Linked DNA regions of Homo sapiens: all the other regions are linked to region 3. The links are chromatin loops, found by intact Hi-C in ENCODE. Cell type or tissue: natural killer cell. All regions are shown on one strand. Region 1 holds the start of LOC105373071. Region 2 overlaps FBLN1 (fibulin 1). Region 3 holds the start of MIR4763 (microRNA 4763).

Region 1 (8,000 bases), 250 kb after region 3:
TTTAATAGACCCTGGGCCAGCCAGATGGCTGCAAGTCCAAGACAACCGGGAGGCAGGGCAGGGGAGACAGGCCACTGCAGGAAGGAGGCTGCAGGTGCAATTTCATGGAGAAGGTGACATTTTAGCAGACTGGGAGGAGGTGTGGGAATGAGGTGGCAGATGTCTGAGGGAGGAGCGTCCGGGTGAAGGAAGCTTCTGGTGCCTTGGGCCTGAAGCAGGAGGAAGCTTTGTCTGAGTGAGGAGCACCTCAGCGGCCGCGGCGGCAGAAGGGGAAGCCAGGGCAGTGCCCCTTCTGTGGGCTCCAGGAGCACCGGGCTGTGCGCTGAGCAAGCTGAGAGTCTTTGGAGGGTTTTGGCAGAAGAATGATGTGATTTGACTTAGGTTCAGAAAGGATGATGGGTGGGGACTTATGGTGGCCACACCAGGGGCAGGGAGCCCAGGGAAGGTGCAGCCGTGACCATCAGGAAGAGCAAAGGCAGCTTGCCTTGGCTTAGCCCGGGAGGCCGGGTTCTGGCCATGTCTGGAAGGGAGAGCCATGGGATTTTCTGACGGAATAAACGTGAGACTGGAGAGAAAGAGGGGAGTCAGGGACAAGTGTAAAGTTTGCGTGGGGAGAAAAGGGAGGAAAGGAGTTGTCATTTTCTGAGTTTGGGAAGTTGCGGGCGGGGACAGGTCTGGGCTGGGGCGGGTGCCAGGCGAGGCATCCGGCTTGGCCTGGAGTTGGATGTAGGAGTCTGGAGCTCAGGGCACCGTCCAGGCTGCACATATTTGGGGGTCATAGGAGAATTATTGTGTCTGAAGAACTGGATGGGTTTCCAGGGAATGTAGAAGAGAGAAACCCGGTGGAGAGCACAGGGGAGAAGCCGCCAGTGGGGAAGGCAGGGAACCCAGCAGGAGGGCAGGAGAAGGAGGAGTCGCAGCCAGACTGAGGGACATGAAAGGCTTCAGAGGAGGGGCTGTGGGGTGGGAGAAGGGGGATCCCAATGGGAGACGCAAGTGGATGGCACTTGAAGGGCTTTACTTTGAGAAAGAGCAGAGACACGCAGGGCTGTGGAGTGGTGGGGGGCCCGGGGGGGCGCAGAGATCCAAGGGGCTCGGCTGGCAGCCAGCTCGGCCGGGGGTGGGCAGTGAGTCTGGGGCAGGGGGCTTCCGGTGCTGCTGTTTCCAGAGCTGGAAGGAGGGGACAGGGAGGGGACAGGCGCGCAGGGGCGGCCGCAATAGCGTGGACGGAGGCGCGAGGGCTTGGGGACCGTGGTCACGCCTGTGATCACGGCTGCCAAGGAACGCGCGAGTGGATAGATTTAACCCGGGAGGAGACCGCGTGGGGCTGCGGAAAGGGCCCGGGGCCGCGGATGCGTGCAGGATAGGGGCGCGCTGGGGAGGAGGGCGCGCCGGGCCGCGGGCAGAGGCCGGAGGCGGCGCTTGGCCGGACGCGTTCAGGCCGTTCCCTGCTCAGCAGAGGCCGAGCGAGGGTCGGGGAGCCGCTGTCTGTGCCTAAGCTTCCTGCTCTGTGAAATGCAAACAACACTCGCCCTGACCTCCCGGGATGCGACAGCTCTGGAGGGCGCTGGGGAGGGTCCGCCTCATTGTCGTCGTGGAGAAGGGAGCGCTGGGTGCTGAGGCCCGGGGCTGCGGGACACCCCTGGGCGCGGGAGAATCTCCGAGACCCGCGACGGGAGCGGCCTGGGCGCGTGGAGCGGAGGTGGTGGCCAGGCCGGGCGGCGGAGGTGCTGGGGGTCGAGGACTGGGCCGGGCCATCCCGCAGAGGGCAGTGCAGGATCGGCCCTGGCCACACGCGCCCTCCGGCTGCCAGGGCCGCTCCGCCGCGCCGCGCCCTCTCCCGAGGCCCCAGCGGTTCTCCAGCACCAGGGGCGGCGCGGAGCTGCTGTTCTCGCCTTGGACTGTCACAGCAGCCCCGGGACGCGGCCGATCAGCTCCGCTTCATAGAGAAGGAAACTGAGGCCCCGAGAGGTCAAGCACCTCGCCCCAGGCCGCACAGCTAGAAACGGGGAGGCCTGGCTGCGACCCCGCCCTCCGCAGTGGGGACGCGTGGGCTCCTGACCCTACGAATAGCAGGTTGCTCCTGACCCCGCGCCGCCGGCTTCCTCAGGGCCCTCGCAGTCCGCCGCTTTGTCGCCCGTCTGGCCCCGCGCCTGCAGGGGTCCCTCCCGCGCTGCAGGACTTGATCGGGGCTTGGGGTGGGCCGCGGCGGGTCTGGGGTCCTCTGGCTCCCGCGCTTACGGGAGCGGCGGGGAAGGGAGCCCGCCTCGGAAGGGCCCCCTTTGCCGGGCACAGGCAGGCCGGTCCTCCCGCGCTCCTCGCTCCCGGGCTGTGGCCTCGCGTCCCCGGGCCACGGCGCTGCAGCCACGCGGGCGGCGCGAAGTCGTGGAAGGCGCGGACCGTCCTCCCCGGGCACTGTGGGACTGCGGGCCTTCCCGGTCCAAGCCAAAGCACGTGCCGTGGAGCTCGGCCCCGCGCGGGGCAGAGGGAGTGGTCCAGGGCTCGGGAGCGCGCTGTCTCCACCTCCCCAGCACCCGCCTGCCCCGCGCCAGAGCTCGTCCCTTCCCCCATGGCCTACGGGAAGGGAGCTGGGTGTTCTCAGAGGGACCCGGGGAAGGGACGGCAGGGACCTCTCGACGACATGGAAGGAAAGAGGGGAGGAGAGGGAGGGTGGGCACGGGAAGGGGAGCAGCTGAGGGGCTGGGAGGGAAGCGGAGAGTAGCGCGGAGCCAGGCGGAGGAGCGGACTTGTTATTTACAGTTATTAATTGCTGGGAACAGATTGCAGCTGGAAACGCTCTCGGTGCCAGCTCTCGGTGCCAGCTGAACCTCTCGGAGCAAGCCCCATTCGCGCAGGCCGCTGTGAGCGAAGGCTCCACGCGAGCATCTCCTGGGTGTGGGATCTCGGTAACCCCAGGCCTCACATCCTAACATCCAGGCCCTGGAGCCTGTGAGCCTCCTGAGGGTCTCTAACCGACTCCGGCTGGACAGTGCGGGCCCTCAACTTGCCCTAGTATGAGTCATCGTGGCAACACCTCAGAAAATACCCAAGTCACTCCAATTACAGCATTATCAATCGCTGCCATCGCTCTGGAACTCAACCCAATGAAACTGGCGAGAATGCCAGCCGAGCCGGGCCAGGCCGGGAGGAATCCAGTTCTTGGCGAAGGCTGCCGGCCTGGCAGTGCGTCTGCGGCCATGCCAAGCCACAAGCCCTGTGTGGTCGAAGCTGCAGAGGTGTCGGCTCCATTTCACAGTCATGGACACTGAGGCCCACCAAGGCTAAGGCCTGTCCTTCAGCCCAAACCCTCGGGAGAAAACCCAGAGAGGGAAAGGCTGCCTGGGCAAAGCCTGCCTCAGATGGCAGGGGGCGGTGGTGGGTAGGGGGCGGTGGAGAGGGCCGCAGTATGGCCATGCACCGCACTAGTCCCTGGCATGGTGGCCTTTCATGGAGCGTCTATCCTGTGTCGGCGGGGCCATGGGCTGTGCATGCATTACCCCATCAACCTCAACAAAGTAGGTGCCACGATCCCTGTCTTACAGACAATGAAACAAAGGCTCAAAGCATTTGTCACCTGCCCAGGGTTACTCAGTTAGTAAATGACAGCTCTAGGTTCAAACCCAGCCCCATCTGACTCCGGGTCCATGCTGCTTCCACAGGGACTCGCCTTCTGTCTCCTGCCTGAAGGTGAATGTGCTGACCGAGGGCACCGTCTCAGTGCCTGTGTGCACGTGTGCACACGCCACACCCATCAGCAAAGATCCCACTGGGCCCCTGCCTCTGACATCCTGCGGGCGGACAGCCTGGCCCAGCAGAGTGGGGAGGCCAAGTACAGCTGGCCCACCCACGATCCAGTGGTGCTCCATGCTCCTAATCAGTAAGATATGTTTTTGGAATAAAAACCACATCAGCATTTTTATTTTCAAGTTCAGACAAGGCTTTTTTTTTTCTTCCCCATCTTCCTTTCACATGGGTGAGGCTAATCTTCCTGCCTTGACTGACAAGTCTTTAGACTCAGCTATACATTTAAAGAAGCAAAGAATCAATGACCACGGCGCAGGCAGACTTCTTCCTTGAGTTTTTCAGATTTCAGTAACACCACAGCCCATAATTACTAATGCAAAATTAAAAAAAAAAAAAAAAAGATACCAAGACGGAAGCTAAGTGCTTCTTTGCTGTGTGTCCTGGCAAACCAGATGGGGCAAACTCCAGGACACTTCCTGCCCTTCCCTTGGTTAAAGAACGGTCTCACCTTTCTTCCCAAGGACCTTCCTGGGGAGCAGGGCCGGGGGTCCCCAGGTAGATGGGCTCCCAGACTGGGAGCAGGGAGGGGGAGAGCCTGGCGAGTGCTGGTGCTTCCGACGGAAAGATGGACTAATATAATGAAAGGCAAAGATGAATGGGGATGAGGAAGCAGGAGGCGGCAAGGGGAGAGGCGAGCGGGCGTCGGGAAGCTGCTGCAACTGTGCAGGCCCAGGTGTGAGCCAGCAGCTCCAGGGAAACCACTTACAGCTCAAGAATACCAAGAGCAGGCGAAAGCCTCTCTCAGGAGTGGGGAGGACGCCATGGTTACAGAGTAAACATTACCATTTCCTCTCCCCTCCTTAATGTTTTTCAGAGTATATTCAAGTTAAAAGTCTCTCCTCATGGAATTTAACTTGACTTCTATTTAAGAAAAGGTGGGGGTGGGGGAGGCAAATTCAATGCAGTAAGTTTCTTGGGCATTTGTTCAGAAAGGTTTCCGAGAAAAGCAGAGCCTCAAACGCTGGTAGGTGGAGGAGAGGTGGAGAAGCTACCGGCAGAGCTAACTGCACAAGTTACCTCCTTCCAGAGGCAAACCCGAGAGAACAGGCACTTCACTGTGGGGCCTGTTCCGGGCACTGCTGGATGTCAGACACTTGGGCCCACTAAATGTCAGTGACATCCCCTAGTGACTGACAACTCACGCTCCCACATAGTCCAAAATGCCCCCTGGTGGGGGGAGGGGGTACTGCCGCCAGAGAGCTGCTGGGGTGGATAATTGGATGTGTGGGGATTTTCTCACCTCTGGAAGGAGGTTAGACGTGTAGTTGGCTCTGCCGGGAGCTCTTCCACCTCTTCTCCATCTGGCTCACCCAACTCAGCGTTTGAGGCTCTGCTTAAATGTTATTTCTTATAACTTTTCTGAACAAATGCTCAACAAACTTACTGCCTTGAATTTGCAGTAGTGTGTGATGTGTGGGTGTGAGGGGGCACAGAGTGGGGAAGGATGGTGGTTAGAGATGAGGGTGTCAAGAGGCACCAGCTGGCTCATCAGTTGCTTCGAATGCCATCTTGGGGAGGAAGCCCCTGAAGAATTTCAGGTAGGGGAATGGCAGGACAGAGCTGCACTCCAGAAAGATCACTTTGGCTGCCGGGTGAATCATGCTTTAGAGAAAGATAAGATTGATGATTGAGGCCTGGAATTTTCTTTGTGGAAGACAATTTCTTTTATTTTCTTTTTTTTTTAAGAGACAGGACCTAGCTCTGTTGCCCAGGCTGAAGTGCAGTGCACAATCATGGCGCAGTACAGCCTCAACCTCCTGGGGTCAGGCAATCCTCTCACCTCAGCCTCCTGGGTAGCTGGGACTACAGGTATGAGCTACCACCTTGGCTAATTGTTCTATTTTTTGTAGAGATGGGGTCTTGCTCTGTTGCCCAGGCTGGTCTCGAACTCCTAGGTTCAAGGAATCCTCCTATCTCAGCCTCCCAAAGTGCTGGGATTACAGGTGTGAACTGCTGAGCTCGGCCTCGACTTTAATAGATATAGGGCTATTAGGATTTTCTATTTCTTCTTATGTCCATTTTAATAATTCATGTCTTTCATGGAAATAATTTCATCTAAGCTGTCAACATTTTTGGTATAAAATTATTCATAATTTTTCTTTATCTCCCTTTGTAGGACTTGTAGTGATGTCCTATCTGTCACTGCTGTTATCCTTAAAGTGTGGGGTTTTTTCTAGCTGGAGATTGAGCAATTTTATGGATGTTTTCAAAGATCCAGCTTTTGGTTTTATTGATTTTCTCTATTGTTTGACAATTTTCGATTCCATTCATTCTGCTTTTCCTGGTATTGTTTTCTTCTTACTTTGTATTTCACTTGCTCTTGTTTTTCTAGTTTCTTATGTTGGGAACTTAGATCATCAGTTTTCAATCTCCCTTCTTTTCTAACACAGCATAAAGCTCTGCATTTCCCTCAAGCACTGCTTTAGCTGCATCTAAAAAATTTCCAGATATTGTATTTTCCATATTATTCAGCTCAACGTATTTCCAATTTGCTTTTTAATGTCTTCTTTGACCTACAAGTTATTCATAAAAATGCTTTTCAATTTCCAAATATTCAGATTTTTCCAGGCATCTTTTTGTTATATATTTTAATTTAGTTCTGTATGTGAAATCATAGTTATTCTCTAGAATTTCAAGCATAAACATACTACCTTAGGATAACATTCTGAGTGAAGGGACATGAAAATGCAGGTTTTAGAAGAAGTAGTAAGAATATAGCTTTCTCTCAGTATATTTGGGAGTATCCCACAAACACTGCATTTTTAGTCTATGTTTGGTTGAAAAAAACCCATTTTATAAGTGGCTCCTTGCAGTTCAAACTCGTGTTGTTTGAGGGCCAGCTGTATTTCCGAACATTAAAAGAAAGCATGTTCCACTTCAAAATGGATAATGGTGGGTACTACATTTTTCTGTATTTGAATTCTATTAAGATCATTGAAGGAGTGATGTAATTGTTCTATTTTAAAGCATCTCAGCTATTTGTTGAAAATTATATTATTTGCATCTGTAAATACTTAAGATGAAAAAATTTAGAAATCAACTTGATAGTTTGATACAGATTTTTTTCCGTGTTCTTTGGGGAGATGTGAACAAAATGTTTGAAGATAACTTAGCTGAATAATGAATAACAAGGTATCTGGAATTCGGGCATTTTCTTTTTCTTTTAGGATGGGTCAGGCTTGAGCCTACGGGAAAGGAGGTGGCAGGGAGGGAGAGGTGGAAGATGCAGGAGACTGAGGATTGCCTGAGCGTGAGGTCCCTGTGGAAGTGGAATGGGCAGCGTCGCTCACAGGTGGAGGGCTGGCCTTGGAAGGAGATGGGCTTCTTTCACTGTCCAGGAGGGAGACAGGAGCAGGTGGGTGCAGGTGCAGGCTGGAAGGATTGAGGGTGAGAAATTGAGGGAGTTCCTGTCTGAAGGTCCTGGTGAAGTAGGAGGTGAGAGGAGATGGGGGGCCAGATGTTTGGGCAGAATTCAGGTTTTCAGTAGCCCCTGCGGAGCTCAAGGGTGCTGAAGGCATGATGCACGCGCTATGAAAGGAGACTGTTCGACACTCTTGCAGCCCCTGTCACAATTGAAGCTGCGCTTCTTTAGTGCCTCAGTTGGAGAGCCACTGTCTTTTCCCAGTGCCCAGCCCAGGGTCTGGTGCTTGGTATTTGTTGAAGGGATAGATTGCTGGACACGTGAGCCCAGGCATCATCAAAGCACAGCTGTGAGAAAGCCAGGTTGGGCTGTCATGACCAGGCCTAAGACTGCAGTGACCTGCTGCCTGCTTCCCACAGGCGTACCATTCATCTCTCTCCCAGTGCCTGCTCTGAGTGAGTCGTCATAATGCATGAAACCATCTACGGCAGTGGGAACACGTCCCAGGGGTTAGTGGAAGGTGCAGATCGAGGCGGACCCAAGTCCTTGGAAGGTTTCCTGACAGGGGGAGGGCACTGTGGCCGGGCTTTAAAGAAAGAGCAGGTTTTTGGTGGGGGAGAACAATGTGAATAAAAGCCCAGAATAAGGACCCACACAGATCCTGCCAATGGAAGCAGGTGGGGCTCTGCCATCCTCTGCTGCAGCAGGATTCTCTGTGCACTCCACCCCGCCCCCCACCCCACTCTGCAGGAGCCCCAGCACGGCGGCTGCCATTTGCTCAGCATCTTCTTTTTTTTGTTTGTTTTGTTTTGTTTTAAACAATATTATGAAATGG
Region 2 (8,000 bases), 540 kb after region 3:
GTCCCAGGGAGCAGCATGATGGGTCGCCTGTGTGACCAAGGATGAGTGGGCCCTCGGCAGGTAAAGAGCCGGAGAGAGACCCTCCAGGACCTCGCCATTCCGCAGCATGGTGACATCTGAACTTCATCTTTTGACTGCCTGGACATACAGGGAGGTCTTTCCTCATCAGGGGCTGGCCCAGGACCCAAGATCCCATGGCCGGGAGCACTGTGACTGTGTGAAAGGAGGTGCTTCACTATTTATCCTCTACGGCTGGGACTCAGACTCAACCACGGCTGACAGATGCCAGCCAGTGTAGATACCAGCTAGTATAGACCAGAAAAAATAATCAGGGCTTAACATAGGCCATGGGGATGGGGAGTCCCGGATCTGGGCAGTTCAGGTCTAAGCCCTATCCTCGAACACTTCCTGGCTGGGAGATCCTGGGGACTTGGCTCTTCCGGCCTCAGTCTTCTTACCTGCTGAGTGGGTACAACCTCAACCGCAACCTCAAGCTGCAGGAGGCCCAGTGGGTTAAATAAAGCAGCGGGATCTGGAAGCTCCATGGGCAGCACAGACCTCCCGTGGCTCCCGTGGTCCCCAGGACAGCATCCACCAAGGCCTGGCCCTGCAGCCCCTTTCGGCCTCCCCTCGACCCTCCCTGCACCCTGGATGCTCCAGCAGCCCCAAACCGCAGGCTGTGCCCTCCCTTCCTGGCTCCCTGCCTCTCATCGCGCTGTTCATGGGCCAGCCACAGACGTGGCTGTGAGTTTGGGTGTCCCACTTGTCTGGCTCACCCCTCAGCCTCAAGACCCAGAATGTGTGTGACCTCTTCCAGGAAGCCTCCCCTGACTGCCCCATGGTCATGCCCGTGCGACAGGAGGGGCTGGCCTGCAAAAAACTACAAAGACAACTCCGTAGCTCCCTGCAACCCGGGAGGCCCAAGGGTCAGGAGGTCCACATGCAAAATTCGTCCGTAGGCCAAAGAATTACTTCACCTGCAGGCTCTGTAGCTCCTGTTGGCATTGGCAGGGTTTTAACAGAAATGTGGCCACAACCAAGCCTCATAGCACACAGATTTCCCTCCCTGGAGAAATAGGGAGGGCGTTTTTGCAGGCCAGGCCCTCCTATCACACAGCCATGACCCTGGAGCAGTCAGGGGAGGCTTCTTGGAAGTGGTCACACACATGCTGGGTCTTGAGGCTGAGTGGAGGGAGCCAGACAGACACAGATGTGGCTGGCCTGAGAGTTAAAAGGAAGTGGTGATCTGGAGGCTGGAGGGGAAGTCTGAGGCTCAGACAGCAGCCATAGCCCAGGGGCCCGGGGAGCCCGGGTGGCCTCGAGTTGCCTTTCTGTCTCTCTCTTCCGCACGCTGATGATACACAGCCCGCCCCTGCTGCAGCCAGGGCTCCCCCATTAGTCATCACTCAGGATATACTACCTGAAAGATCTCTTCCCAGAGCACCCCGGATTACAGGCTGCAGAGCTGAGAATGAATCCAGAGCCAGATAAGGAAAGCTTTGTAGTGGCCTGAGAATCCCTCGGGCATTAATGGAGCATTTTTGCACAGGGCGAAAACGCATTCTTCATTTTTCTTTGACAGCCGGTTAAAGAGGAATGCAAGGGGGCTTTACAAAGACGACGGCGCGGGCCCTGCTGCGGGCTCCTCGATCCCCGCTAAGAACGGGTCTTTCAAGGCTACATTAGAGGACGACCCGGCCCTTGCAGGTTCTTAGTGGACTCGGGGCATTTCTCCCTCTTCTTCTGTTACTCTGGGAGGACTGAACACGGCGAGCCCCGGGGCCTGTGCGCTGATTGTTTTTCTGGGACATCCAAACTCACAGCAACTTAGCCCACCACAGCAGCAGTCAACCCTGGGCTCCGGCTCTGGGCGGGTGTGGTGTCTGGGGAAGACCGGGCTCCAGGCCCGCTCTGGCCCCAGCTCTGAGTGGCCTCGGGCAAATCTCTTGCCCTCTCTGGCTCTCGCTCTCTCCTTTGTTAGAGGAGATAATCCCACCGTGTCACAGGGTCCTGGCGATGATGAAACCCTGGCTCCTGGTCATCACAGGTGCTCACTAAGTGTCACTCCCTCACATGCAAGGACACTCAGCTCGGGCCTCACCTCCTCCAGGAAGCCCTCCTGATCCGGTGCCCAGTGTCCACACAGGGCATGGCCTAGAGCAGACAGGTGTTCAGCAAGCACCGTGAGTAGGCGGCGTTCCCTGCCGTGTGCTGCAGGCAGCACAGAGCTGCACGGGGCTGCCCAGGAGGCTCAAGAGCCTCCCACGCTCCCCACCAGGAGCAGCAGCCCTGGAAGCCGCTTTCTTCCTCTCCACCACCATGAAGGGTTTCTGCCTAAGTCACTGCTTGAAATCAGAACTGCACTGCTAAAAACAAGTCGGAAAACATCCCAGGCCCTGCAGTTTTTCAGTTGCACAGTCTCAGGCGGTCATTTAACTCAGCTCCCTCCTTTGCCCAAGGGAGACAATCATGACCCGTCGCTGGCAGTGTCTGTGAGGACTGGGGAATGCGGGGGTGAAGGTGCCCAGCAACGGTAAGGAGCCGGCAAGGGTTCAACCCCACGTTTTCAGGGCTGCTTCAGGCTGGGCTCGAGTCCAACGGTGGAACCATCTATTACCAGGTGGACAGGCCAGGAGCCGTGTGCCGGGATGGCTGCCCCTAGGGACCAGGAAGCTCCCAGGATGTATGGAAGTTATTCTGGGCAGAAGAGGAGGGAGAAGGAAGTAGGGATATGGAAGCCCAAGGAGGAGATCTCAGACAGAGAAATAAGATCAGCGCAGTGGGGACAGAGACAGGAGCCAGCCAGCAATGCAGCCTAGGTCCCAACACGCAGGGCTTGCCTCCCTGGTCTCAGTCTTCCACCTGAGATGACATGGGCACCAGGTCAACTCCAGGAGCCCAGCCAGGTGGGGCATCCTGCACACAGACCGAGGCGTGGAAGAGGCAGGGGCCTCCCCAGCACACAGGGCTACAGGCACGACAATTCCAAGGGCCAGGCTGGGGCCCTCCCCCACGCAGCCCCAGCCCAGAATTCCAAAGACCAGGGCACCCGTGACCAACTGTGCCGGGGGAAGCCGCTGGGTCCTTGTGGCCTCATCCACATTCCGTTCCCAGAAGCCCGCTGCCGGGACGGCACCTGTGATCATCTCTCATACCCTGGGACTCCTTTCCATTGCCCACTGTGTCCCTGATTCACTGTAAGAAGACTGGCAAGCCCCCTCGCCCTTCCGGGCCTCAGTTTCCCCTCCTACGGAAGAAGGAAGGGATGGTCTCTAGGAGCCTCCAGGCTCTGACATGCCAGGATTTTCTGCCCCAGTGGATGGGAAGCTGAGAAACAGACACTCCCAGGTTGGTTCTGTCTGGAGCAGATGCAGCCAGAGAAAGGCGCTGGTGGGTGCTGGTTCTAGGCCCAGCAGCTGCCCAACCTCTTGGCTTGGGTCACCCCAGGAAGGATGTAGGTGGGAACTAAAGACGTAAAACCTGCCAGGAGACTTCCCCTAAGAGAGCCTCCACAGGCCATCAAGGCCTGTCTCTGTGCATGCCTATTTCGGCATCATATTTTGATGATCTGATACGGGGTGGCTTCTCCCTGCTGCTGAGATGCAAAGTCCTCAGGGGCTATGTGGCATTTATCCATCTCTGTATCTGCAAGGCTTAGCCCAGGGTCAGGCACAGGTAGAGGCTCAAGAAGGGTTCAGAAACGGAAAGAATGAGTGAGTGAACTAGAAGGTCCTAGGATTCCAAACTCCCATGTTCCAAGATCTAGAAATCACCTGAGGGCCATGTCCCAGCCACAACTGCAGGCCCAGCATCAAGCACAGGGCTGGCCCCTTTGGGGCGGGGGGCGGCTGTGGGCCAGTGTCAGGGTGCATACCCCACCCACCCAGTGGGACAGGACAAAGCCCTGACCCAACCCCCTCCCTGCCTGCCCTCCTGCACAGGGGCCTGAAGGACCCTCAAGGCTGTCTTCATCTAAACTCTCATTTCACAATGGGGGAAACTGAGGCCCAGAGTGGGGAGTGACTCAAGGGCAAGCAGCAAGTTTCACAACTGCCGACAACCAAACCATGCGCCTTCCCCTTGGAATCACGCGAGGGCTAATGCACCATTAATTGTAATTAACTAATTATTCCTGCTGCCAGCTAGCGCAGGAGGAGGCTGGGGTGGGGAGCCCCCCAGTGACTCAGTCATGTTTACAACATGCAAACCCATTTAAAAGCTTGTAAAGGTGCTATAAATGGCTCTTTGGCAAGACGGGAATAACGATTCCCTTTCTCCAGCTGCCAGTTTTAACAACCGTCGGGTTTGAGGCGCAAAGACTGAGCGTCCAAGGTCCAACAGCGCCACCTGGAGGCCAGGCTCCAAAACGCTCTGCTCTGTGCGCACTGCACGCTCGTGGGTTCTGGTTAGGACCTCCCGGACTCCAGCGCCTAAGGGACTAGGAAGCCCACTCCTCCCAGTTCACAATGGGGAAACTGAGGCCCAGGGGAGGTCAGGGACTGTCCGTCCGTTGCTCAGCTGCTTTGAAAGTGTTCAGAGTATAAATCCGAGTCCAAAATGGCAGATGCCACCGTTTTCATTTCCCATGACTGTAAATCTTTTAAAATGTGACAGTTCAGGAGAGGGGCTGTGAATGACAGAAACAAGCGTGCGGAATGGAGTGGGCCTGGATATTTTTTCACACGAGTAGGTTGTCATTAAAGCCCGTTCCTAGCCAGGGAGGGCCCTGCCCCCGCCTGTAAACATCTTCCCCAGCCTGCACCCACCAACAGGACTTCCACAGTCCCCTCATGCCCCAGCCTCCCTTCACGCTCCCCAAACACCGGATCTCCAGGGAGAAAGAGCAGTGAGCTCCCCATTCAGATGGGCTGTGCACACAGAGTGGCCTTGGTCCTCTTACCAACTGATGCGTAGGGAGGGGACGACTACTGCTCAAGGCCACATGGCGAATCCAGCTAGTTCCAAGGCTGAGAGACCAGAGCTCAGGCCCTCTGATTCCTACTTTGCTATCCCTCCCATTGCACCCCAAGAATAACAATCCCCTTAGCTCCCACCGACCGCGGGACTGTGCCAGCCCTCAGGACAAGCACTTTACTTGGGTGGTATCATTTGAAATTCATGGTTGTGAGGCGCAGCGCTCTCTGGAACCCACCCATGTTATAGGCAGGGAGACCGAGACCCAGAGGGGTCACCCAGAGAGTGGGTGGCACAGCTAGGGTCAGATCCCAGGCAGGATCCCCCACTCTGGCTGTTCCTCCGGCCGAGACCGATTGGGAGCTGTGGTGGCCTCGGCGCTGGGCCCTGAAGGTTGGGTGGGCTTGAATTTGGGGAGGGGACTCAGATGGGAGTTGGGCTGGGCCAGAGAGGGTTTCGGGGTGGAGGGGGAGGGGTGCCTGGATAGAGCTGATATTCCCAGCCACTCACCCACGGTCATGCCGTCCATGTAACGCTTGATGATGTCAAAAGAGTCCCGCAGGTTCCCTTCCGTGATGTCGAAGATGATGTTAGCCTGGCTGGCAGGATGCGGTGGCGTGATGGCCCGGAGGAAGATGATCTCTGCAGAGGCACAGAATGGAGAAGGGCTCAGCACAGCCTGGCCCCAGCCCCAGTCCCAGCCTCGTCCCCAGGAACTCACCCTTGGGGAATGAAGACCTAACCCAGGGCCCTTTCATGAGACAACATCAATGAAGCCAGAGATCCCCTGTGTGGGGAGGGTGGAGGGGTCTGGACCTTCCTATATCATAGCCCATCCCTGTTTTATAGCAGGGGAAACTGAAGTCAGGAGAGATTTTGGATCTTCCTCGGGGACACAGAGCTAATCAGAGGAAGGGCTGGTGAGAAGTCATCAGTCACTGTGCATATTCATGAAGGTGGGGACCAGAGGAGGAAAGCGAGTGAGGGGACAGAGGGAGACAGCAGAAAGGCCAGAGGGGTGGGCTCCTCTCCCATCTATAGTGCCACAGGTCAGGGGGGCCACCCTGAGCGGTGGCCTGGGTTCTCTGGGGGGTGTGTGTCCATCTCCCAGATCAGACAGTGAAGCAGGGCAGCCCCAGCTCTGGGCTGTCTTGGGGGAGTCCTCTCTGTGGGCCTCAGTTTCCTCACCTGTAAGGTGAGGAAGGAAGCCGGCGGAGACCCACTAAAGGTCCTTTCAGCACTTAAGGTCAGGGTGTGGATTTCCTGGGCCCAAGATGCTAACAGGTGTCCCAACGGCACTCGGCTCCCTGCGATAACCAACACTCAGATCGGGGCTGGCCGGAGAGGCCACAAAACCAGCCACTGGGGATTTGGGAAGGATTTGTATGTGGTTTGGTGAAACCCCATCATTTTGCAAAAGGCAAATACCAGTTAGTTATTTTCTCTGACCCAAGTCTGTGCCACCCTGTGACGATTCAGCGTTATTCCTTTTCGGGAGGAGCAAACCTAGGGGGACTGGGACTGGGGACGGCTCCTTGGGCAACCACGTGCTGAGGGAGCCTCTCCTCCCCCCACCCCCCCGCATGGTTGTGTCATGGTGTAAACACTGGTGTCCTCGCGGCTGGCTCCGTTGCATGCCTCCCCTGAGAGGGTGGGAGGACCCCTTCTTATCACCATGTCCCTAGAGCCTGACACAGAGGGGCTCCGTCCACGGCTGCTGAATGAACTCATCATGGCATGCTTCTCCGCAGGCCAGGGATAGGGACTCCCTAGAGGGCGGGGGTGGTTGGGGACCGGGCACACGGGCAGCACAGCCAGGAAGCGAGGTGAACAGGACAATGCTCCATCCATAGCCCTCTGCCAGGCTTGGGAGCACGCAGCCCAGGCCCTGCTCCAGAGAAACGGTGCAGTGATGGCAGGTTACACAACATGACTACACTGCATGCCAGGAGCTTCCTAGAGAGCCAGGCTGGGGTGTGGGAGCACTGACTGGGTTACACCTGAGCTTCCTGCTCCCCGTCTGGCCCCTCCAGTTCACCTGGCCCTGGATCAACAGGATGATGTTTCTATATGCAAACCTCCTCCACTGCAACCTTCCGATGGTTCCCCCAAAGCCTGGGGGTTGAAGGCCCAACTCCAGTTTTAGCCTCCTGTTTATCCTTCCAGCCCACCTCTTGCCAAGCCTCTAGCGCTCCAGCAGAAAACCTTGGCTCAGTTTCTCAAACGCCCACACCGCCCCCCCATACCTCCAGACCCTTCTGGCCATGTCCTGCTCCACTGGGCACCCTCCTCCCCTTCTCCCCCTTTCACTCAAATACCTCACCACTCAGGACCCAGCCTAGCCATCACTTCCTCCCGGAGGCCCTCCCTGATTCTCCAGTGCTGGTCACAGAATCAGCGCTTAATGGCTCTCTGCAGAACAACCGTTACCCATAAGAAAAGACCACCTGAACGGAAAGCTGAGAATGGGCCAAATGCTGCTGTGCCAGGTGGGTGTGGGGGGGACACAGACACAAAGAAAGTTCTGCATGTCAAGTTGCCAGGCGCGGTGGCTCACGCCTGTAATCCCAGCACTTTGGGAGGCTGAGGCGGGTGGATCATGAGGTCAGGAGATTGAGACCATCCTGGCGAACACGGTGAAACCCCGTCTTTACTAAAAATACAAAAAGATTAGCCAGGCGTGGTGGCGGGCGCCTGTAGTCCCAGCTACTCGGAAGGCTGAGGCAGGAGAATGGCGTGAACCCGGGAGGTGGAGCTTGCAGTGAGCCGAGATGGCACCACTGCACTCCAGCCCGGGCGACAGAGCGAGACTCCGTCTCAAAAAAAAAAAAAAAAAAAAAAGAAAGTTCTGCATTTCAAAGCCTGGGCCACATCTTACAAGGAACAACTCCTGTAGGCCAAGCCCTCAGCTGAAGCCGAGGGAGGCCCTAGGGGGCCCTGGGACCCCCACACCCATCCCACTCACCTTCAGGGCGGGTGAACTCGCGGAAGGTAGGCAGCGAGATGACGGTGTGGGAGATGGTGTGCACGGGGTCGAACACGCATGTGACATCGTTGGGGCGGCAGGACTTGATGCAGCGGACCGT
Region 3 (8,000 bases):
ACTTTCCCCATGGTGCTAGGCTCCACCCTATTCAACTTGACTGAGTCCTCACTCTAACCTGTTTGTTCATTCAGTGGGCATTTTTTTTTTGAGATGGCATCTCTCTCTGTTGCCAGGCTGGATGGAGTGCAGTGGCATGATCTCACCTCACTGCAACCTCCACATCCCGGGCTCATGTGATTCTCTTGCCTCAGCCTCCTGAGTAGCTGGGATTATAGGCGCCCGCCACCAAGCCCGGTTAATTTTTGTATTTTTAGTAGAGACGGGGTTTCACTATGTTGGCCAGGCTGGTCTTGAACTCCTGACCTCAGGTGATCCGCCCGCCTTGACCTCCCAAAGTGCTGGGATTACAGGTGTGAGCCACTGTGCCTGGCCTCAGTGGGCACTGATTGACCATCTATTGTGTGCTGGGTGCTGGACTAGGTGCTGAGAAGACACGCTTGCTGGAGCTCACAGCCTAGTGAACGGGGCACATGGGGCAGGGCTCACACAGGCAGACACAGAATGTACCAGGGAGGGCGGAGGAAGGGGAAGCGGCCTTGGCAGGCGAGACCTGACACATGACCGGCCCTGGGTGTCCACCTGCGGGCATCTGCATCAGCTCTGGGACTGTGAGGGTCAGGACAAATCAAAACCCCCTTCATAATCACGTCTGAGCACAGACCACAGCATGAACACCATCCAAGCCACAGAATGTCCAGCCTCTCCTGGCCCAGGCAGCAGGGGGACTGCAGCCACGTCAGCAATCGCAGCTCCAGCCTCGCTCTGGGCTCCCTGCCCTGGAGACAGGGCTTGTGAAGATCGCTGATCGGAGGACGATCCTGCGTCCTGAGAGCATCCAACCCAGAGCCCCGCCTCCTCAGACTCCTCCCCATCCCGCAGCACAGCCCCAAACACCCCATCACAGACACCCCCGGATCCCCAGATCCCACAGCGTGCATTCTCCCTCGTGGCAAAGGACACTGGGCCGCCTGCGTTGCCACAGGAACTCACTCCTCCGTGGGCTGAGGGCATTGGCAGCTGATGGAGAAGATCAAAGTGGGTGAGGGGAGCGGCTGGTCTCCTCCCTCACTGCCACCCACTGCCCCCTGCCTCCGCCTGCTGATGGCCTGGGGTCAGGCGCAGCCCTGTGTGTCTAGGGGAGGAGGCCAGACTGCGGGGTGCTGAGCAGGCTGGGTCTTGTCTCATCTCAGGACGTTGGTCTGCTTGGCCTGCCCTGGCTGGCATTTGCAGGGCACTTGCCTGCTGCCCCCTGGACCTCGTGGTACCCATGAGAGCCAGGTCTCCTTGTCTTCAGCCTGGATAAGGACACAGAGAGGGTAAGGGCCTCGCCCTGGGCCATGGGATTGGTTCACGGCTGGCTGCCACCTTTCTGCTGGGTGGTTTCTGCAGCCTGTGTTCCTTCTGCCACCCCGAGGCCCCTCTGTCATGTATTAGGGCTGCAGGGGGCAATCACTCGAGGGCTGGGCTTCCTGCTGTTAGCTGGCCTCTCCGGTGCCCGCACTCAGCCTGCCCCTGGCTGGGCACTGGAGGGTGCCTCCCCCCGGAGGTGACCCCAGGCCATATGAGCTCTACTGCTGGGCCTGCGGGGTGCTACCCAAAGCCTCAACTCCTCTGGCCTGGCAGGGGCGGTGGACAACCTGGCTGGGCCCTTCCTGGACTCCTGGGCTCACCATGACCTCTGTGGACACAGCTTGGCCTTCTTCACTCGGGGACCAGCCATCCCTCCCCACCCGGCACCCCGAATGCTCTGACAGGCTCTGTTAACTCCTTCCTTGACCCTGGAATGCACCTCCCGTGAGTCTGCCCAGGTGAACCCCTCCCACACTCACCCCAGGCCTAGCACCAGCCACAACTCTTCCCCTGCCCTCCCCTGCTGCCTCCCCTCCCCCTTTCTTCCTTCCTCTGGAGGCCACCCCTCCCCTGCTGCCTCCCTGGGTTTCCCCCTTCTCTTCCCTTGCTGTCCCCCAGCATCTGCCTTCAAATCCTTCCCCACCACACCCAGACCCCCCAGGCCAGCTGCTCCATAGGATATGACAACTGTATTACTTATTTATTTATTTGTTGAGACAGGGTCTCACTCTTGTCACCCAGGCTGGAGTGCAGTGGCACGATCTGGGCTCACTGCAGTCTTGACCTCCCAAGGCTCAGGTGATCCTCCCACTTCAGCCTCTCGAGTAGCTGGGACCACAGGCGTGAGCCACCAAACTCAGTTAATTTTTGTATTTTTTTGTAGAGATGGGATTTTGCCATGTTGTCCAGGCTGGTCTTGAACTCCTGGGCTCAAGCGCTGTGCCTGCCTCAGCCTCCCAGAGTGCTGGGATTACAGGTGGGAGCCACAGCGCCTGCCTGGATATGGTATCTTTACTCGGGGCCAGGACTTGTGTGGGGCTGACCCAGGAAATGGGCAGAAGCCCTGGAGGCTGAGCGGGAGGAAGGAGGGTGGATGGGCTTGGCGAGAGAGGCTGTTGGGTCTGTGATGTAGAGGGAAGGGGAGAGGGGTAGAAGAGGGGAGAGAAGAGGGGAGGGACGGGGTGAGGCCTTCTTGAGGAAGGGCTGCTCTTCTCTGTTTTATTTCCGGGGACTGCAGGAGGGCCAGTATGTCTTGCTTGCCTGTCCAGGCAGTGCTGCCTGCCTGGGGCTTGGCTGGAGACAAAGCCTGGATGCCCAGGATTTGAGAGGGGTGAAAGTTGGCATCCGGGCCCACCAAGGACAGGCCCGCCATGTTTGAACCCAGGTCAAGTCTGAGGGGGGAGCGCATTCCTTCTGGGGAGGCCGGACAGCGGTGTGCAGGTGGCTGCTTTTCTCCTGCATGAGGACCTTCAGGGACAAGGCTGGAAGCGAGGTACCTGGCAGGGCCCTGGGCCTGGCCCAGTTCCTTGGCCCCAGGGAAGGGACCCCAGAACACAACCTGTTGTCCCCTATGCCACCATTACTCTCCCAACCCCAGGCAGCCTGGAAGGCAAGACAGCCACAGATCATGGGGTGGACAGAGCTGGCCGCCCATTCCAGCTGTACCCGGCCTGCTGTGTGGCCTTGGGAAAGTCACTCTACCTCTCTGAGCCTCTGTCTCCACATTCATGAAATGGGCTGAGGATGGCGGCCCTCTGGGGACTGTCAGGAAGCAGATCAGGCCCTGGATGTCACCAATGCAGCACCAGAGGGGCCGACACACCAGCATTTACAGCAACTGTCTGGGTCCTGCTCCCAGCCCTGGGGAAGCTGCTCCCAATCAGAGAAACCAAGCTACCCATATAGACTCACAGCAGCTCTCACACTGGGCAGCCCTGAAGGCTGTGGGAGCCTTGGAAGGGTGAGGGTGGTATAGGGCACTGGCTGGCATAAGTGTGGATGCTGAACTTGGGCCACCAGGCAGGACGCATGCAGGGAGGCCAACACAAGGCACCTGGCAGCACCACCTGCCCTCAGGCTCAGCAACAGCTGGGGCCGGGGTAGGAGCTGAGTCCCTTGAGCAAGCCAGACCTGAAAGCCTTCCCCTTCCTGGTCCACCTCAGCTCCCCAGTTGTCCGATATCTGAGATGTGCGACCTGGCTGGTGCCACCTCCCTTCTTGTTCTAGAAAGAGGCTGAACTCAGAATGGGACAGTGACCAGCCATGTTCACCCAGCTGGCACAGGGATGCCCCCAGGCCTCATCAGACCTGACCCCTCCGACCCTGCCTGTTTCAGGAGGCAACGTCAGAGGAGCCCATTTCACTAAATGCCACTGTGTGGGTATGAGTCTGTGCCAGGGGCTTAGCCCTAGGGCCTGACCTCCCTCCTTGGCATCTGAGGCCCTTCACTGGGGCTCCAGCCTCCCCCCAGGCTCTGGGGAGGCTCAGCTCAGGGCTCAAACATGGCAGGCCTGTCCTTGGTGGGCCCAGATGCCAACTTTCAGGCTCAGCCACTCCGCCCGCCTCCCATGTGTGGACCTTCACTGTGCCACCTCTTCTGCCTGGGGCCACCTGAACTCCCGGCCTTCAGATAACCCAGCTCCGGAGTCTTCCCAGGCTCAGGGTGGCCTCCCTTCCTGCTGGTGGCAGTGCCTGGAGACAGATGTGGCTCTCAACTCAGCGCTGTTGGGGACGGGGGTGCTCCCTCTGGCTCACCCCCAACAGTTTTGCCAGATGCCGTTGGGGGCAGTGATGCTGACAGCTCCTTGGTGGTGAGCGGGGCGTAGGTGGGCGGGAGGCTGCCAGGCATGTCGCTGGCTCGGGACGATGGCCGGCGGTCCCGGCACGTGGCTGTGATGGGTACAGAGGCCCCCACACCTCCCCCGCAAACACACACACGCCAGGAGAGCGGGAAGCGCCCTGGGGTCCCTCCCCAGGATTGTCCTCAAACCCGAGGCTTCCACAGCCCAGAAGGGGTCACCCTATTCACAGCTTTGGCCTCGGAGGTGGGGGGGGGGTGCAGGCGGGGCTGGCCTCGGAGGTGGGGGCTGCTGCCACACGGTGTCGCTGTCGGGAAATGCACAGTCCGAAGGCGGGGGTGGCTGGCGGGCAGTGGCCCAGGCTGCCCAGGCGGGGCGGATGGTGGGGGAAGCAGGGCAGGGTGAGGGATCGCAGGCATTGAAGGAGGCACTGACCTCCCGGGGCAGGGCTCTCTATGGCTTCCCTGGCAGGGCATGTGGCCCTCCTGGGCCCTTCCTCCACAATTCACAACAAAATCACAAACCGCACCCATGACTGGGGTGGTAAGACACCCAGAACCCAGGCTGGGTTCGCGCTATATTCACCCCATCATCTACACCAGTCTATAATATACTCATTATACATTATATATTCAGTATTGGAGGGGTCATTTTCCCTTCCCGTTTTAAAAGAAATGGAAACAAGACTCTTTCTGGGCTCTCACCTCTGTGCCCCGTGCTGATGTGTGACCCAAGAAAGGCCCCCCGGCCGAGATGCTCCGTGTCTGCCACCTTGCTGGCCTTGTCCTAGCCCTGGCCCTGGATGGCGGCCCTGTCCCTCGGTGCTCAGGCTGCCGGGTTCAAGTGGTGGGCTGGCTTTGCATCCCTCCTAGGAAGGCCAAGGTCAGCGGTGGCCTACTTGAACCTTAGGGCCCAGGGGTCTCTCAAAGGGCCCACTCTGGACAGCCCAGGAGCCCCCTCGAGTCTCTCTGAGCCCTCATCTCCTCGGAGGACAGGGCCACGCCGACCTTTCTTCTGTAGGGTAAGGCTGTGCTCTGGCGGTACTGCCTGAGCTGGGAGGGGTCCGTGGCACGTGGCTCCCGCACAGCCCGGGAAGCTGGGGCCATCCTGAAGGTCCTTGGTCCCCGGCTTTCCTCCCTGGACTTTGTTCTCAAGGCAACTCATCCACATCCCTGGGCACTCTGATCTGGTATCAGCTTAAATCCTCATGGGCGCCCTGGGAGGTGGAAGCTACGGTGACCCCACTGCGAGATGGGAAACAGGTTTGGTGAGCAGAGTGACCAATCTAGGCCTGTCACCCCCAGAACTTCCACAGGCTGCCCTCATCCTATATTTTGGGCGAGTTTTGGCAACCCCATCTCTAGGGACGGCCAGTCAGCAGGGAAGGTTTTGGTCAGCTGGAGGGTAGGGAGGGAAGTGGGGTGAGCCAGGCATCACCTCCTCCAGGAAGCTGCCTCTGACTGCAGGGCTGGGTCCAGGGATCCTTAGGGTTCCCCAGCCCTTGGGCTGCTCCACTGTGATGTTGACCCCAACACATGGCCACTGTGTGTCCCTGGCAGCTCCCCGACCAGGCCTTGAGCTCTGCAGGGCCAAACCCTGCTCCAACTACACAGTATGGGGGCTGGGAGGAGAGGCTGGCTCCTCGGGACGTTCACAGTCTGTTCAGACACAGACAGGGGCTGCGGTGGCCAGAGATGGGTCTGAGCCGTGGACTGAGGGGTGGGGGAGCGGTGGTGAGCAGGAGAGTCCTGGTGGAGGTGAGCACAGGCATGAGGGAGGGGTGCTGGGAGGCAGTGCAGGCAAGGGTGTCAGCAGAGATCTGCTCCGGAGACAGAGGGGGCTGCTCTGAGACTCTGAGGCCTGGCAGTGGGAGTGGGGAGGGATGGAAATGGTGTTTAGAGGACAGAAGTGGCCAGATGTGGCTGCTGACTAATTATGGGGTGAAGAAGGGGATTTGGACAGTGCCCATGTGTCACCCACTCTGGCCCCAGAGGATGATGGGAGAAGGGACCATGGGGCACGTCACTCATCTCCAGCTGCAAACTCCTACGCAGCTGTCAAGACCCAGCTCAGATGGTCCCTGCTTTAGGAAGCCCTCCCTGCCCTTGGGCCCCTCCTCCACGTCCCTTTGCCCTTGGCCCACAGGGTGGCAGCAGCTCCGGGAGGGTAGGCAGGCCTGGGCTCTGAGGTGTTTGCCGTGCAGGACTGGCACAGATGGGTGTCAGGGTAGGGGTGCCGGTCTGCCCAGACGTGGCCATGCAGGGCTGGGGTTGCCTGCAGAACCAAGGCAGGCCAGGAGGGCACAGGGGGGAATCTGGGCCAAGATTGTGGCCTGGGTCAACAGGAGGGGCGAGGATGGGCACTTGGGTGGGGGAGGTGTGGGCCCAGCTGTATCAGCCCCTCCCCACCAGGGGCTCTCGGTGCTGGGCCAGGCATGAACAAGCCCACCCCACATGCCCAGGGCGGGATCACTGGGCCCAGCCTACGGCAGCTGCTAGACGAGGGCCTGAGGCCTCCCAGGAGAATGGGTGCACTTTTGGGATGGCAGTCTGTCAGAGGAATTACGGGTGCCCTGGAAACTGTCCTGAGGGAGGACGGAAGGACAGGCACGTCCAGACTTTGGTCAAGGCACTTAAGGCACGGAGGTGGCCTCAGGAGCCAGGACTTGGCAGTGCTCTGAGCTGCTGACCTGGGGCCTTGGTGGCTGCCCCGTGGGGACCTCTCCACCGGGCCTGGGTCCCGGTGTTCAGCCCGCCTGGCTCAAAGGCAGCACGAGAGGGCAGAGAACGGGCTGGGCCTGGGATCCTGAGCCCAGGGTACAGCACGGAGCCAACTGAGGACTCTGGAGGCACCGGGAGGCGTGAGCAGACAAGTCTCATGACCTGGAACAGCTCGTGGCCAGGGGCCTCCACACTGTCCCGCAGCAGACGCGCCCCAGAGCCCAGTCCCTGGGCTTCCAGAATGAAAGGGGCCAGTTCCAAGTTCATGGTCAGAACAGCTTTATTGAATCTAGCTCCCAGATGCCCACCCAGCTTCGGCTCAGGCCCCCTGCAGGTCACTGAGGTGGGGGGCAGCCCTCCCGTGGGGTCGTGTCACTGAGGTAGGGGGCGGCCCTCCCATGGGGTCGTGTCACTGGGCTCCTCAGGGAAGGCAGTAGGTTGTATAGTTATCTTCCGAGGGGCAACATCACTGCCCTGAAACCACACAACCTACTACCTCACCCCGCCAGGCCCGGCCTTGCACTGCGGGAGGGCCCGCCGCCCCCCGCCCAGCACCAGCCCCTGCCTGGCGGTCCTCAGTCACCAGAGCAGGAGGGCTGGGCAGGCGCAGGGCAGGAGGGACAGGGGAGATGGCACCCCAGGAAGGGGCAGCTGCTGCTGGCTGGTCTTGGGAAGTCCCTGGCTCTCTGGGCCTCAGTTTCCCCAGGTACAGAGGAGCCACTGTCTGCCTTCAGATTGTGCCATGTGGGACCCAGTGTATGCAGAGCTGTTCCTCTCACTTCCTGCTCAGGAAAGGTGCCTTGGCCTCCCTTCCTCCACAGGCAGAGGCCCTGCCACTGAGCTGGCCAGGCTGGGGCACGTGCTGGGAACCTGGGGTGATGGGCAACGCCAATACTCGCAGCCCTGTGACCTCCAAACGTCTCGGCCACCCCTGGCCCCACGGTGCCTTCTCCTGGTGCTCAGTGGAGGGTACGGCTCAGGGCCACCCATGAGCCTGGGCCTGATGGCGGGGGGAGTGTTGGGGAGTGTTGGGAGACAGAGGTCAGACAAACAGCTGCGTGGATCGCCTCTCTCAGTGCGGCTGGGGCAGAGGGTGGGGTCGGCTCAGCTCTCCTCTGCCCTCGATGCT

The links. A loop is a pair of places that touch in the nucleus more often than their neighbours do. Peaks named below come from ENCODE experiments on the same cell type or tissue, not always from the same donor. Only the 100,000 strongest peaks of a DNase experiment are listed, where the experiment ranks them.
Region 1: a loop joins it to region 3, with 19 times the contacts of the local background. A loop is called at or near these places in 5 of 110 quality-filtered maps.
Region 2: it touches region 3 in a loop (23-fold over the local background); 9 of 110 quality-filtered maps call a loop at or near these places.

Annotation. Positions count from the first base shown.
Region 1 is chr22:45,861,067-45,869,066 of GRCh38, reverse strand. It overlaps LOC105373071, which reads right to left and starts at 2,318. Exons shown (of 6, transcript XR_007068133.1): 1 at 1-2,318. RefSeq lists an enhancer at 1,150-1,724. In natural killer cell, CTCF peaks have their summits at 4,768 and 4,978 (motif pointing left); DNase peaks (open chromatin) are centred at 4,566 and 4,966; H3K27me3 peaks cover 1,573 bases.
Region 2 is chr22:45,574,533-45,582,532 of GRCh38, reverse strand. FBLN1 (fibulin 1) reads right to left here. Exons shown (of 17, transcript NM_006486.3): 15 at 7,880-8,000; 16 at 5,425-5,556. Among named protein-coding and RNA genes, the nearest start is that of LINC01589, 27 kb to the left of the region's middle. In natural killer cell, CTCF peaks have their summits at 4,147 and 4,346 (motif pointing left); a DNase peak (open chromatin) is centred at 4,342; H3K27me3 peaks cover 175 bases.
Region 3 is chr22:46,113,062-46,121,061 of GRCh38, reverse strand. LOC124905135 (collagen alpha-1(III) chain-like) reads right to left here. Exons shown (of 2, transcript XM_047441696.1): 2 at 7,134-8,000. MIRLET7BHG (MIRLET7B host gene) reads right to left here. Exons shown (of 5, transcript NR_110479.1): 5 at 7,134-8,000. It overlaps MIR4763 (microRNA 4763), which reads right to left and starts at 7,496; the gene lies at 7,405-7,496. It overlaps MIRLET7B (microRNA let-7b), which reads right to left and starts at 7,376; the gene lies at 7,294-7,376. In natural killer cell, CTCF peaks have their summits at 4,272 and 4,471 (motif pointing right); a DNase peak (open chromatin) is centred at 4,421.